Linked DNA regions of Homo sapiens: region 2 is linked to region 1. Evidence: read pairs that join two places in POLR2A ChIA-PET (ENCODE). Cell type or tissue: PC-9. All regions are shown on one strand. Links, peaks and the distances in the headings refer to the core of each region. The heading gives the core; the rest is flanking DNA. Region 1 overlaps USP50 (ubiquitin specific peptidase 50). Region 2 overlaps USP8 (ubiquitin specific peptidase 8).

Region 1 (2,914 bases), core at 321-2,820:
TTATTGTCATTTGTACATATTTTGTTCTCTCAAAACCCTTTCTTCCCATGTGGCACCAACACAGTGCAGAGTGCACAGATTACTATGATACCCTTCCAGTTAAGGAGGCTGATGGGAACCAGCCCCATTTTCAGGGTGTCACTGGCTTGTGGAACTTGGGCAACACATGCTGCGTGAATGCCATCTCACAGTGTCTCTGCAGCATCTTGCCGCTGGTGGAATACTTTCTCACCGGGAAGTATATCACCGCTCTGCAAAAGTAAGACCATTTGCATTCCCTGCAGCCCAGCCCCCACCCCCACTTCCCCACAGATGAGGTTAGAGAAGGAACTCTGGAATCCCTATTAAGAGATAAACAAACAAGTCAGTAGAGGTTGTAGCTTCCCAGATAACACGCTAGAGTAAGTAAAAGTGGGAAGGGCAACCAAGAAATGAATGCAGCTCCTTTTTTTTTTATTTTTTATTTTTTTTTATTGTTGTTGTTGAGCCAGGGTCTCGTTCTGTTGCCCAGGCTGGAGTGCAGTGGTGCGATCTTGGCTCCCTGCAACCTCTGTTCCTCGGGTTCAAGTGACCCTCCTGCCTCAGCCTCCTGAGTAGCTGGGATTACAGGCACGCGCCACCATGCCTGGCTAATTTTTTTTGTATTTTTGTAATTTTTTGTATTTTTAGTAGAGACGGGGTTTCACCATGTTGGCCAGGCTGGTCTTGAGCTCCTGGCCTCAAGTGATCCACCCCTCCCAACCTACCACCTCGGCCCCCCAAAGTGCTGGCATTACAGGTGTGAGCCACTGAGCCTGGCATCCTTTTTTTTCTTTTAGACAGTCTTGTTCTGTCACCCAAGCTGGGGTGAAGTAGTGGTATGATCACAGCTCACTGCAGCCTCGACCTTCTGGGGGCTCAAGCTATCCTCCTGCATTGGCCTCCCAAAGTGCTGGGGTTACAGGCATGAGACACCACGTTCTTCCATTTTGAGACTAATTTCCTAGGCTTGGGTGATTAGGTGCCTTCTTTTCATTAAATCAGCCAGAAACATATCCCTTTCTTCTTCCAAGCGATTGCAGTGAAGTTGCCACTGCTTTTGCCTATCTGATGACAGACATGTGGCTGGGAGACTCAGACTGTGTCTCACCAGAAATATTCTGGTCAGCTCTTGGCAACCTCTACCCAGCATTTACGAAAAAGATGCAACAAGATGCTCAGGAATTCTTGATTTGTGTCCTAAATGAACTTCATGAAGCTCTAAAAAAGGTAAGTAGAGTTAATGACCTTGAAATAGGATAGTCCTGAACCTTTATCAGCAGCTTCCATTTTTCATTCTTTTACTTGTTCAATTAATATTGTCTACTTTGTGCCAAGCACTGTGCTAGGTGTCCCATGGAGAACATCCAAGTTAGTATTTGAATGTGTAGCTGTATTTACCAAACTTACTTGTCATCAGAATCATCTGGGAAGATTTTACAACACAGATTTTAAGGCAAATACTCCAAGGGTAATTAATTAGAATGTCTTTTGGGAAAGCTTACTTGGCATTTCCAGTGGTCAGCTAGGCTTTGGAAACACTAATCTACTTTTCTTTGTAAATAGAGGCTGAATGGACTAGTTTTTAAAAGTGCAAAATATATTCCTCATGAGAAATAACATATAGAACTTTATAGCTTAAATTTTCTTGGGACCTACAAATCCATGAAAATATTAAGCTTGATATTAGATTAAGCAACAGATCTACGCACTACAAAGTTTCATCCTCATACCAAACATACCTAACCTGAGTTCATCACCGAATTAGGACATACATTTCATTAAACATGAAATCATCAGTTACTCTAGAGGTTTTGCCTTTATTTACAAAACTCACTGCCCTTAGCCTTGGTCTGAGACCCACATTCTCTGAAAATGTGTCCTTGACTTTATGCAACATCCTTCTGCTAACATTACCTCACTGCACCTCTAATACCCAGGGAATGGTTAGCATAAAGGTTGCAAACTATAGCTATTAATTGTTCTCATTGGCAGATCTCAGTTCCATTTTTCATTTAGAGTAATAAAAAAGTACTCATGGCCAGGCGCTGTGGTTCGCGTCTGTAATCCTAGCACTTTAGGAGGCTGAGGTGGGTGGATCACTTGAGGTCAGGAGTTCAAGACCATCCTGGCTAACACGGTGAAACCCCGTCTCTACTAAAAATACAAAAATCAGCCAGGCGTGGTGGCAGGAGCCTGCAGTCCCAGCTACTCGGGTGGCTGAGGCACAAGAATCGCTTAAACTCAGGAGGCGGAGGTTGCAGTGAGCCGAGATCATGCCACTGCACTCCAGCCTGGACGACAGAGCAAGACTCCGTCTCCAAGAAAAAAAAAAAAAAAAAAAAATGAAAAGGAAAAAAAAAAACAAAAACATATTCATGGCAGCACTTTTTTAAGAAAAGAGGTGAGTGGGCAGTAAAAATCACTTATGTCCTCTTCTACAGCCAATCTGAAACAAACAGCATTCTGTTTCCCAAGATCAAAGTAGGAATTAGGGGAATTAAGTTACTGTCAGGGTGGAAGACTTTGGCAGCAGAGTGTGATGAAAGGAGCAAGCAAAAATGGAATGCTGAGCACAGCCCCAAATTAGAGCCAGCTGTGGAGCTAACACATCTTCAAAATGTATATTCCACTGAGGCTCTTAAATCACTGAAAATTCAGGGTGTGCCCCAGAAATGCTGTTGCTGAGTATGAGCTGGATCCAAACCAGGCCACAAGGCTAGTTCCACCAGGCTGCCTTAGAAATTTAAGATTTGCTCTCTTATCTTTTTTTTTTTTTTTTAATTAACCTTGTAGAGACAGGATTTTGTTATGTTTCCCAATCTGATCTCAAACTCCTCCCGCCTCAGCCTCCCAAAGCACGACGATTACAGATGTTAGCCACCATGCCTGGCCA
Region 2 (2,914 bases), core at 189-2,688, 84 kb after region 1:
GGCCAATATGGTGAAACCCCATCTCTACTAAAAATACGAAAATTAGCTGGGCATGGTGGTGGGTGCCTGTAATCCCAGCTACTCAAAAGGCTGAAGCCTAGGAGAATTAGTTGAACCCGGGAAGCAGAGGTTGCAGCGAGCTGAAATCGCACCACTGCACTCCAGCCTGAGCGACAGAGTAAAACTCTGTCTCAAAAAAAAAAAAAAAAAAAAAAAGAAGAGCCAGGTGTGGTGGCTCATGCCTGTAATCCCAGCACTTTGGAAGGCTGAGGCAGGCAGATCACTGGAGGTCAGGAGTTCGAGACCAGCCTGGCCAACATGGTGAAACCCCATCTCTACTAAAAATACAAAAATTAGCCGGGTGTGGTGGCGGGCGCCTGTAATCCCAGCTACTTGGGAAGCTGAGGCAGGAGAATCGCTTGAACCTGGGAGGCAGAGGTTGCAGTGAGCCGAGATCACGCCATTGCATTCCAGCCTGGGCGACAAGAATGAGACTCTGTCTCAAAAAAAAAAAAAAAAAAGGGGGGGGGTGGGGGAACTGGGGGAGAAAAAGAAGGAGAAAGCAAAGGAAAAAGAATGAGACCTCAGAAACAGATAAAAGGCTTGGTACCAAACAAAGTAGTATACTAAATCTTTTAATGTAAATTACATGATTAGAAAGAAGAAACTTAAAAATTGTCTATTTCAAGACTATAATTTGGGAAACAAGAAAACTGAGTCCCAGAGTGGTTAAAAAAGTTTTGACATAGGACCAGAATGCAGATATAATAAATCACAGCTCAGCTCAAATGATTTTTCTATTGCTCTAATTAAGTTTATAATGTCTGCTAAAAAACGAATTAATGCAGAGAAAATATTGCCATAGAAATTCACAGAAAAATCTGAAGTCAACTGAGGCTAGAATATTTAATTCAAATTCTTTTCTTTTTTTTTGAGACAAGAGTGTTGCTCTGTTGCCCAGGCTGGAGTGGAGTGGTACGATCTCAGCTCACTGCAGCCTCTGCCTCCTGGGTTCAAGCAATTCTCCTACTTTAGCCTCTCGAGTAGCTGGGACTACAGGCATGCACCACCACATCCAGCTAACTTTTGTATTTTTAGTAGAGTCGGGGTTTCGCTATGTTGGCCGGGCTGGTTTTGAGCTCCTGGCCTCAAGTGATCTGCCCGCCTCGGCCTCCCAAAGTGCTGGGATTACAGGCGTGAGCCACCGTGCCCAGCCTTAAATAAATTTCTAATTAAAACATTAAATTTCATCCTTGTTGCCTAAAAGAACTTTATAGTGGTATCTCAACTCTTTTTAAGCAAATCATCTAACAAGCAGAAACAGTCTTTTAACTCACACATTAAATTTGAAATACCTTTTGGGTTTTGTCTTTGGAATCCAAAACATTCTCCAAAGAGCCTTTAGCCAATGTGCCACCATCCTCTCTTCCTGTTTCCTGCCTTTTTTGTTGTAGCCGCTGTGCTTCCTCCTGCCTGTCTTTTTCCTCAAGTTTTTTCCGGACTTCAGCTTCTTCATATCTAGTTGAAAAAATAAGTCAAGATTGTCTTTTATTGGCGTTAATCGTGGAAATTAAAGGAGTTTCAGTTCTGTAAAATTAGTATCCTGCCTTGAGGTATTTCATGGCTATATGCTTTCTCCCTCCACCACAATTCACACATCTGCCACCTGAGGCCATCTGTAGATTTACTTCAAATTGCCCAGAACTATTAAAAAGAAACTGTATGTTCTCAAGTTGAAATTATTTAGTGCTTTTTGCTCTTTCTCTCCTACTAATTTCAACCTTTTATATTGATTCAAATCTGCTGCAATTTGCTTTTCAAAGGAAAAATCCTAATTTTTTCTGCAAAAGAAACAGCCCAAATATCACACTTATGTTGATAATTTAGAATAAAAATGTGAAAACAAACATTCAAAAAGCTGTGGAAAGTCTTACCAAGGTCCCAAGTTACATTTTTTTAAAGGATGACTTCACTGAAATTTCCAACTTGTTGGCAGTTAAACAGCTATCTGAACTACAGTTAGCAGATATCTGAGGAATTTAGAACTATTCCCTACTAAATTATAGGTGGCTGGGTGCGGTGGCTCACATCTGTAATCCAGGACTTTGGGAGGCCAAGGCAGGCGGATCATGTGAGGTCAGGAGTTCGAGACCAGCCTGACCAACATGGTGAAATCCCATCTCTACTAAATATACAAAATTAGCTGGGCGTGGTGGTGCATGTCTGTAATCCCAGCTACTTGGGAAGCTGAGGCAGGAGAATCACTTGAACTGGGAAGGCGGAGGATGCAGTGAGCCGAGATCACGTGACTGCACTCCAGCCTAGGTAACAGAGTGAGACTCCATCTCTAAATAAATAAATAAATGAACGAATGGCAATGTTTGCTATTATTGCCAGGACAGACTGTACGTTATCATAGACCTGCAATCTTGTTTGCCCTAATTATCAATGCTTGGCAATGTCTGTGAGCTTCAAATTTAAAGACAGAGAGAGAGAAGATAAAACAGATGTAAAGGAAAAAAATAAATAATTGACTAGGGTCAATAATTAGTAAAAGACGAATCAATAGTTTCCATTTTATTATTCTCTTTATTGTATCTTTACATTTTATATGCTCTTTTTTTCTTTTTTTTTTCTTTTCTTTTCTTTTTTTTTTTGAGACAGAGTCTTGCTCTGTCACCCAGGCTGGAGTGCACTGGCATGATCTCGGTTCACTGCAACCTCCATCTCCCAGGTTCAAGTAATTCTCCTGACTCAGCCTCCTGAGTAGCTGGGACTAGAGGCACACACCACCATGCCTGGCTAATTTGTGTATTTTTAGTAGAGACAGGGTTCACCATGTGGCCAGGCTTGTCTCAAACTCCTAACCTCAGGTGACCCACCTGCCTCAGCCTTCCAAAGTGCTGGGATTATA

What was found. ChIA-PET counts read pairs that join two places held together with the same protein. Peaks named below come from ENCODE experiments on the same cell type or tissue, not always from the same donor. Only the 100,000 strongest peaks of a DNase experiment are listed, where the experiment ranks them.
Region 2: POLR2A ChIA-PET joins it to region 1 with 7 read pairs; 4 of 35 experiments call an interaction of 5 or more read pairs at or near these places.

The regions. Positions count from the first base shown.
Region 1 is chr15:50,541,932-50,544,845 of GRCh38, reverse strand. It overlaps USP50 (ubiquitin specific peptidase 50), which reads left to right. Exons shown (of 7, transcript NM_203494.5): 2 at 65-259; 3 at 1,053-1,248. Among named protein-coding and RNA genes, the nearest start is that of USP50, 3.3 kb to the left of the region's middle. In PC-9, for the core only: no CTCF peak of the experiment used is centred there; a DNase peak (open chromatin) is centred at 1,775.
Region 2 is chr15:50,457,604-50,460,517 of GRCh38, reverse strand. USP8 (ubiquitin specific peptidase 8) reads right to left here. Exons shown (of 20, transcript NM_005154.5): 5 at 1,356-1,518. Among named protein-coding and RNA genes, the nearest start is that of USP8, 35 kb to the right of the region's middle. In PC-9, for the core only: no CTCF peak of the experiment used is centred there; no DNase peak of the experiment used is centred there.